2 separate regions of the Homo sapiens genome follow, and region 2 is linked to region 1. The links are chromatin contacts, found by Hi-C in ENCODE. All regions are on one chromosome and are shown on one strand. The core of a region is the stretch at or near the end of the contact, and the rest is flanking DNA. Distances in the headings are between cores, read along the strand shown.

What was found. Hi-C counts contacts between places; a loop is a spot of excess contacts on that map. Pooled maps may share reads with other maps.
Region 2: a map with no recorded cell type shows a loop between it and region 1 (5-fold over the local background). The contact joins two enhancer-like sites. A Hi-C loop is called at or near these places in 2 of 37 single-sample maps with no recorded cell type and 4 of 50 pooled maps.

Annotation. Positions count from the first base shown.
Region 1 is chr6:145,371,393-145,376,002 of GRCh38, reverse strand. No RefSeq gene overlaps it. Among named protein-coding and RNA genes, the nearest start is that of TRQ-TTG4-1, 190 kb to the right of the region's middle. RefSeq lists an enhancer at 3,265-3,364. Within about 2 kb of position 3,167, at least 2 of the 41 ENCODE cell types and tissues checked have a DNase peak (open chromatin) inside an H3K27ac peak, as active enhancers do.
Region 2 is chr6:145,862,425-145,867,547 of GRCh38, reverse strand. All of the region lies in intron 2 of EPM2A-DT (EPM2A divergent transcript), which reads right to left. It also overlaps a transcript of SHPRH not described here. Among named protein-coding and RNA genes, the nearest start is that of FBXO30, 50 kb to the right of the region's middle. RefSeq lists an enhancer at 2,156-2,325. Within about 2 kb of position 2,252, at least 6 of the 41 ENCODE cell types and tissues checked have a DNase peak (open chromatin) inside an H3K27ac peak, as active enhancers do.

The DNA.
Region 1 (4,610 bases), core at 1,918-4,417:
GTCAAAGTGTGAGACTGTGCCCAGGAAAAACACAAGCCACAGAAGCACCTGTGACCTGTGTTTTCCAAAGAGGGTTTTGTGAACTCAGTATTTAAGGGGAGAGAGCGTGCCAGTGCTGGGAGGAAGGGACGATGGGGGTAGGCAGTGAGGCAAATGGTTACAATCTTGTGAGGCTCTAATTCTTGATCAACAAATCTACGTTTTACATAAGACAAGGTAAACACTGAAAAGAGAGAGCAGAGGAAAGAGTCAATTATACAGCTGTCTCAGGGTAGGTGGAAGAGTGATTGATCTCATCTTGTCCTTGTTTGCTACCTGGCAACATAAGCTCTTAATGGACACTGTCAGTGTGAGTCTAACAGAACTCAGTTTGAGAAGTTTAACTCAGGCTGCAGACTTAAGGTTACAACTGGCATGTGTTTGCTTTATAAGAGGCTATGTATCCTGAAAGGATCCAGGGGCCAGCAAGGAATTTCCTTGCGAGCAATTTGTGAGGGTGTCCACATGGATAGGTATAAGGTCCTTTGATGTTGTGGGAAACTGGCTTATGTATACTGCTATGAAACAGAGTTGTGAAGTTACAGCTATATGTTTAGAGAAAGAAGAATGGAAGGGTTGAATGACTCAGTTCCCAGGCTTAACTTTTCCCCTTGGCATAGCAAGTTTGGGGGTCCTGAGATTTTATTTTCTTTTGCACACTGATGAGCTGATTGTCTTTGGACCAGGCTCAAAGCATTCCTGAACTTGAGTTTTCTCATTTTTAGTGTACCTGTTGTAAAAGCTGCAACTCTTATTGTAGTTCCTTAGTCATCTGTAATTTATTTTTCAACAATTTAATGAAATTCAATCTCAGTTTTGAAAACATGGTAGGATTGTACTTGCTTGCCTTCTTGTGCCTGGTTAAGGCCATGTGACAACTCCTGGTCAATCAGTTGTGAGGAGCAGAACCTCCATTGCCCATGCAGCACCCTACAAAGCTCTCTTTGCCTCTCTCTTGACAAGCAGAAACCCGTTGGTAGCTGTTGTGTCAGCCTGTATCATGGAGTGCAGTCGACATGGAGCACTCTCAGCCTCTGGCCAACCCACAATGGACATGTAGCAGGACAAGAAATAAAGTTTGTTGTGTAAAACTACTGCAATTAAGTGGTTATTTGTTAACACAGTATAAGCTAGCCTATATGAACTGATAACTAAACAAAATATTAAGCAATAGAGAATTGGCTAAGTGATTTATGATGCAACATAACTTGAAATAGTGTATAGTCATTAATTTTAATGTCAGATTACATTTTTGACATGAAGAGATGGTTATATTACTGAAAAAAATGCTTATTTAGATATAGATATGTAGATACATAGATAATATGGTACTTTTTAAGATATTTAATTCAAATTTATGTGCACATATTTGCATAGACAAAAATTAGAAAGTTTTGTGCTAAAATATTACACAGAAAAATACTATATACTAAAATATTAGGCCAGGATAGCAAGGTAGTGTTTTCACAGTGATATTTTCTTTTTGCTTAATTCTATACTCTCTTGTGTTTTATAATGAATGTATAAAACACTAATGAAATAATGAAAGTTTTTAAAGAGAGAAAAGAAAAATGTCGGTAGTGGGCTGCCATGTATGTAGCTGTATTAAAATACTAATTTCCCAATCCCCCATATCCAAATCAAACCATGTAGTAAATGCACTTGATAAAAATTGGGAGTCATTCTAGGGTAAAAGGCTGTTTCACTGGCATAATTATCATAGCTTGAAATGTCTCATCTTCAGTTGAAAGACAACGGTTTCAACTATAGAGGAAAGTTCTAAAAATGCAACTCCTTCCCATGGTGATAATAAGGCTTGACAAGTAGTATTTGCCCTTAGGCCTTTCCTGATCTTGTTATTTTCCTCTTTAGAAATGGCTCAAATGGCCTGCTCTGCTGAGAAACCCCTACAGTAGACACCTGACCTCTTGTGTTTGTGCTAAATCTCCATTATGATAGAAGCTTCTGGCACTTGTCAAAAAAGAAAAAACTGCCTCAGGGTGTTCATGTTGGTCACACTTTAAGGCAGTTTTTATTAAGTAATGTGTGGAAGCTTCTGGCAACTCCAGGAGAGATTAGTCCAAGTTCCTGGATTGTTCCAATGCTAACAATATCTTGAGTCTTTCTTATCCCCCAATAAACTGGGCACAAGAGCCTCAGAAGGAATACTGACAGAACTGAATTTTTAGGTGCTTCTCGTAGGCCTAAGGGCACAAAATTAGTAAAGTTTAAGGTAACCTTTTAATCAGTTAAGAGCATCAGTGGAGGAGAATTGCTTAAAGGCTTTCCTTTGACAGAGTATTTTTTAATTGATATGATAACGATGTCAGTGCATTTTCTCCCTCTTTGAAAATGCCTAAAGCCTTTTCAATGGTGCCAAAAGAGCGAAATCTAAAACCTCTTTAAAGGTAGGTCAGCTTCCAACTTTCAAAGAGTTAACATAGCATTCTGCCTTTTAGAATATTGCTCTGTAAATGTGAAGATGGGATGCCAGTTTCTCTGCCTAAGTAAATTAGAATTATATGGTTTTACACAGTATTGCAAAGTTATGGGATTTTTTTCCCCACTCAGTTCATAAGGTTGTTGTTCTGTTGTTTATCAAAATAGTCCAAACTTTGGGAAATACCATGAAATTGTCTTGCAATAGCCATAGAGCCAGACACTACTGTGTTTTTCACATCTCAAAGATGTCTGGTGGACCTGAAAGCAGCTTAGGTGCTATTCCCAGTGTCCAGTGGATGAAAAGACACTGTTTCCATTATTCTGATCCCTCATTGAAGCCTCACTAAAAGCCACTGCCTTATTCCAGCTGTGCAGCAAGGAACAAAGGAAAGGTCTGGCTCTAAACGTGGGAGTGAAGCAGAATGGGAAAGTGTGGTGTTTGCTCCCTGTGGCAGTCACTGTCTATGGCCAGCTGTGATCTCACCAGGGTTATCAAGTGTGGTGCTAGCGAAGTGATGACAAGTGTGCTAAGCTAAACTAAATTTGGCCTGAGGATGCCTCTGTACTTTGAGTCCCTATGTGAAGAACTGCAACCTAACTTATAATAGTGCTTAAACTGAAAGCCGGGAGTCTACTTTTGTATAAATAGCTGAGTCTCAGCCAATCACAGCAGCCAGACTTCAGTCAATCACAGGCTGCCAGCTGATCAGACCATATTCAAGTAAAGCAAAGGCGAAGTTGTAACCAGTCAAGCTGTTTCTGTACCTCACTTTCATTTTCTGTTTATAAATGCAGCTTGGCCATGTTGTGGGAGGGAGTTATCTCAACCTCTTCTGATTCAGAGCACTGCCTGATTCATGTATTGTTGTTTGCTCAACTAATATCTGTTATGTTTAATTTGTCTAAAGGTTTTTTTTTTTTAACAACTATAAGGTGGGAATGGAAAAGAAAGCAAAAGTATAAATGACATTTTAGATTTCAACTCTATGAGCAACTGGTATCTAATAGTGTAATGGAGAAGTCAAATCTGATTCCTAAGTTGTTTTTAAATCACAGATGATTAAGGCAAAACTATAAACTGAAAGGATAGTCTAGAACTTGTAATTTGAAGGTAAAATTAATTACTTTGAGAAAATTGAATTTAAAGTCCCTTCAGGACTTCCAGGCTGTCAATGGAAAGAGGTGGTTTTCGTTCCATAGTGTTATTGAAGCAACATTGTCGTGGCAAGTAAGCCATTAGGGGAGAAAGTAAAGCTGACATTACAATTTGGGTGGTGTAGGTGGTGCTATTGACAGTGATAAGGTAGTGGTAAGAAAATTAAAAGGTGGTAAAGAAGAAAATACTGAAGAGAGAAGAGAGAACTGCTAATTGATAGAGTAGGACCTTAAAGGAGAAAAGAGGGAGAAGTCAAGTGTAAAGGACGAGGGGAGGAAGGTAAATATTGGGAAGGAAGTTGTATTTCAAGAGTTTGTTATGCCTAGGGTAATTTTTCTAATACCTTTATCGTGTGTGTGCGTGTGTGTGTGCGTGTGTGTGTATATGTGCATGCGTGCATGTTTAACAGTGTAAAGCCCCTTTGCTCACCCAGTTGGGGAGTAAATATCAAATTTCCCAACTCAGCAAGCAGCGGGGCTTCATCTTCTGATGCTGGAGCTGACATCAGAGGTAGGGAGCCGAGGAGGCAGCCCCAAAGCTACATTCAGTTCAAAGGGCACTGTCAGAGAGCACAAACTAGGTCCCTGGGTAAAGGCGTATGGTAGGCTCAGAAGACAGAGTGAACATGTGCCGGAATGGGAATAGGGTGCTAAGCCTGGAGTAAGACCTCTTTTGCAGGGTATAAGCAGTCACGCCCATAGTCATGCGCACCAGTGAGATGAAGTATTATGGTCGAATCTTAAGCTTCGATCATATAAAAGTATAGAAAATACAATTGGGTTGAATTTTTTATTGAATTTTCAAGGCAAGTAGTGTATTTATTTTTAGTTAAATGGAAAATGACAATTAGGATCCATGCATTTACCCATTTATTTAGTATAAATATACATCACAAATGCGGAGTGGTTTATAATTTCTTTAAAATTTATTTTCCAAGTCCAATGCTTAATTTTATAGGCAGCCAACTCTGCAT
Region 2 (5,123 bases), core at 1,003-3,502, 490 kb before region 1:
GCAATCACAGCCCACTGCAGCTTCAGCCTCCCGGACTCAAGTGATCCTCCTGTTTCATTTTGCCTCTCTCTTGTAGTGACACCTGTGACTGCATGGAGGGTCCACCAGGTTAATCCAGGATAATCTCCCCCATCTCAAATTCTTTGCTTAATTCCTTTTATAAGAGTCATTTTTCCATATAAGATAACATGTACAGGGAGGGATTAAGACCTGGTATTTTGGGGGTCATTAATCAGTCTACTACAGTGTGATAGAGGGATGAATTTGGATACTCATCTAATGAATGCAAGTTGCCTTCCTGTGAACCTTGAGTTGGTAATGTTCATGAACAAGATGTTTAGTGCACCTGTTCTTTCTGAGATCAGAGAGTGACGAAGAGTAGAAAAGTGAAACTAAAAATACTGAAACAGTTAAAAAATAGCAGAGAATATTTCCCCTATAGTGACCTCAAATTTGAGCTTTAACTTCCCATTTAAAAGTTTTAGATTTTATATGCTGGAACTGAAGTGTTTTTAATATAAATAATAGAATACAGATCTGGCCAATCTGTTGGCAACCTTGAAGTGTGTTGACAAATCTTTATATTCACTGTAAGATTTTTGCATACCAGAAATGTTGCCCCTGTCCCCTCTCTGTCTACCTTCCCCCATCAATCAGCACAGGCAAAGGCCAGAAGTGACAAGTGATTGTGTACTAGACAAGCTAATGTTTGTGTGGAGAAAACACTTTTGTTCCCTGAATCTCTGGTGGCAAAGGACCCAGAACTCAAGAAGCAAATCTTCCAGTCTCCTTTAAGCCTTCTCTTCCATAAGTGGCCTCCTCCCTGGAATTGGAAACCACTGTCAAGTATCTACGTCCCTGTTGGCCCAGCGTGAGACTTCTACACCTTTGGCTCTTTGAATGCCACCTGACATGAACCCTCTGGCCACTTGCAAAAGGAGGTCAGAGGTTGCTGCCACTCATGCTGCTAATAATGTCTGATAATGATAAAACCACGTCCTGTTTGTCTTGTATTTTATCATAAAGAGCACTTTGATGTGCAGATTCTCTTTCCAAGGTGTTAGGAAAACAAAAGTAGATAAGACACATTTTCAACCCTTAATGATCATTTCAATCCAGTTAATTATAACTCGTTTAATCCCAGAAATGTAGAAAGGAGGATAAGAGAGTTATTATTATCCCCATTTTCCAAATGAGGAAGCTGGGTGTTAAAAAATAATTTTCAGAAAAAGGTTAAAGTGTGACTTTCATACAGATATAAAAATGAATAGACGTTAAAGATTTTGTTTAACACATTCAATGAGGGAAGCAGACAGATGTTACAACCATTTCAAAAAAGAAGTCAAGAAGCACAAATTTATATGGCATAAAAGAATATTGAAATTAATGGCAAATGAAAGCAACTGTTTTTCCCCCTTGGGGATAAAGGTGAGGAAGAGGGAAGTCAATAGAGCTTGTGGTGCACAGGACAGAATTTGTGTGACTACCAGGTAAGTTTAACAAAGAGTTGTAAAATAGCTCCATGGAATCAGATCACCAGAGGAAGGATGCATAAATGCATAGATTTCCAAATAGGGCCTGGATGTGAATCTCAGACTTTCTGACACCAAATTCAGGTTTGTTTCACTCTACCACATTGTCCTAGCTTCTGCAAAAGGTGCTCTTTTGTCACCTTAAGTCAAAGAAAGTTACCAAAAAAGAAAAAAAATAGGAAATGAAAGCATAAAAGGTAAACTGGTCAGAGGTTTCCTGCTATTCTGCTTTGTTTAGAAATTCTCACTGAGGCAGCCAGTAAGCCAAGATGCAGCTGAACCCAACTCTTGGAGAGATTGCCCGGGCCTCTGCCCATACTGAGGCACAGCTCCTGAAATGAAGCCCGCTTCAGAACTTACTCAAATGCATGTTGCTTCTTATTGCAGCTGGACTAGTAGCTTGAACTGTGATGGAAATTAAACGTCTGCTTCTAAATCCTGACAGGAATCTCCTAAACAGGGTCAAAGGCCACCTGTCTTAGTCAGCTCAGGCTGCCATAACAAAATACCATAGACTCAGTGGAAACAATAGATTTTATTCGTTCATTCATTTATTCATCCATTTTCACACAGTTCTGGAGGCTGGCAGTCCAAGATCAGGATGTCACATGGTTGGGTTCTGGTGAGAACTCTTTTTAGCAACCATCTTTTCATCTACTTCTATGTCCTCACATGGGAAAGAGAAAGTGAAAGCTCTCTGGTATCTCTTTATAATGGCACTAATCTCACCATGAGGGCTCCACCTTCATAATCTCATCTAAATCTAATATCTCCCAAAGGCCCCATCTCTAAACGTCATAACATTAGGGGTTAGGACTTCAATAGTTGAATTTGCATGGGGAAATAATTCCATCTATAGCAATGCCAATATGTGAACTAACTAACAGGCTTAAGCCAGGTACCTGAGATGGTCACAATTATGGGCAAGAAGATGTTCAATCCAAATAATGAAATTATAGCAGTTTACAAAAATGTTACAATTTATGTTTCTGAATGTTCCATACTAGAAATAAATAGAAAGGCACCACGGTCTCAAAGTGTGTGTGTGTGTGTGTGTGTGTGTGTGTGTGTGAGTGTGTGTGTTTATAAATTTTATTTGATAGTTTCAAATTACTAGGCTGAAGAAAGAAGAACATTAGCAAAAAATGATAGTGGCATTAATACATTTGCTCACTACTAATGACCTAAAACGTGGCAATTCAAAAGGAACAAATAATTATTTCAGTGTAGACTGTCACAGAATCTAGGGCATCATCAAACTTTGATCCCTTTGGGCTTTTTACTTGGAAAGAATGCAGTTTCTCTTTTTTTTTAACCTTAGCTTTATTCTCCAAACATTTTAAAATTTAATTCATGGGCTATTATTTTGTTCATAAGCTAAGTGGCTTACCCAAAAAAAAAAAAAAAAAAATTTCTTTCTTTGTACCAGATTGCTAAATACAGCCTCTTTCCAAGAGGCTTTATTGTTTTGTTGTTGCTGTTTTTATTTTTTATTTTTTAATTTTTAATTTTTTATTTCCACAGGTTTTTTGAGGAACAGGCGTTATTTTGTTTTCATGACATCACCCCATTCTCCCACCCCTGGTCCCTGACAACTGCCATTCTACAGTTGAGAGATTTGGTGATTTGTGAGTTGTTTTTTATTTACTTTAAAAATTTTTTGATTTGTTTTTTATCATCTTTTTCAATTTAGAGATGTTTTGCACAAGTAAAAATTATGGGGCTTATTCAGTAATACATGTCTGTAAGGAATAAACATTAAGAAACCCAAATTAGGGTCTAAATTAAGGAATTGTGAAACATGAAGAATAAAGAAATGAGGAAGTGAGAATATAGATGATAGACCTAAGAGATTTGTCTTAAGTTATGGTCATACGACAAGGAGAGGGGAAGTGATCTAATTTGTCAACAAGATGAAATAATAAAGCACTCACATAAAGAAATGTAAGTTTATATATGATGGTTTGCTTTGCAGGTTTCCTGGGACCACAGCACAAGCCAGACACTCACATGATGCAAATTACTTATGTGGATAAATAATAGATATGCACATATCACAAGATATTTTAACAAAATCTATTTAGCAACAATTTGCTAGTAATACACTATGAATAATCATAATTCTTCATTGACTTATATCCTACCGAGTCTCAGTCCTGCTTTCTGACAGCCAGCTCCTTAATGAATTACTAAGGACAGTAGGAAGCAGCCGCCAGAAGATGCTGCTTGTGAAATTTACCCTCTCGAAAACACTTTGATCATGTCTCTTCCCTAATTACAAACCTTTACTGGCCCCTCTTTGACATTGACCACGTCCTGAACTCCTAAAGAGGCAAAAATTTGTCCTTTATTAACTAGCCCAGTCCATCTCAGACACTCTCCCCTAAAAACTCTGGTCACATTAAGCTCACTGTCCTCTCAACTTCTGTGCACCTTTGCATAAGCTGTTCTTTTTACTCAGAATGCTCTCCTTCCTCTTTGTCTTAATAACATGGGCTATTGCAAAATGACAAATTACCACTGTCAATCTTATCCAGATCACTTAAAATAGTTGTTTGTTGAAGGAGCTATGCAACTTAAACTCAGGAAATACATTGCAATATATCTGCATTTATCCATCCATTCCTTTGGAAACCTGATCTTATTTATGTCTACCCTTTTGCAAGCAGGCTTGGTTAAGTTCAACATGTTATTCTAAAGATTTTTTGTCCTTGATTAGCTTAAATCAAATCATTGGCAATCACGTCTCTCATTTTCAAGTCTCACCACAAGTATCATCTAGTCTCCTTTACTAGTAATTCCATAGATCTTCATTCATACTTGGGGTACAGCACTTCCAATGAGATATATAATTGATCTTTTTGCATAGCTGCCTCTTTCAGGCTGGATAGATTCCTGTATTCACCTTTGTATCCTCAGCTCTAGCACAGGGTCTCATACATAATTGTTGTTCAATACATGATATCCTTAGATTCAAACTCCTGTCCAGTGACATTGGACACTACACAATTTGCTCTTAATCATTCATTTAATCTTTCAACTAAAATAAACTGAGCATATACTATGTGTCAGACATTGGGAATACAAAGACTAATAATACATCGTGCCTACCTAGTTCTAAAATCCAGAAAAAAGAAGTAACCTTATACCTTGCATGTGAGAGGGTTTTCTAAGACACTTATGAGAATTTGATTTAAAAAATAGGAAAATAAGGATTATACCCCTTTATTAGTATTACACAGGAAACTGCACTTCACAGACATGAAAATACTGTTTCAAAGATAAATACAGTACCTCACACATTCAGAACAGTTTGACAGCTGAAACACAGAAGAAATTGTTCAACATCTACTATGTAACTGCCAAGCTCTGTGCAAAATGCTGTGAACGTAAAAACAAGACACAATATTTGCCATTATGTAAACTTGCTATGTTTGGGGAAAAGTATACTCCCATGAAACTGTTACCAAAATCAATGCTATAAACTTAACCAACACCTCCAAAAGTTTCTTCCTCCTCCATTTTTGTTGTTTTGTTTTTTCTTTTTGTTTTTTGTTGTTGTTGTTTTTGTTTTTTTGTTTTGTTTTGTTT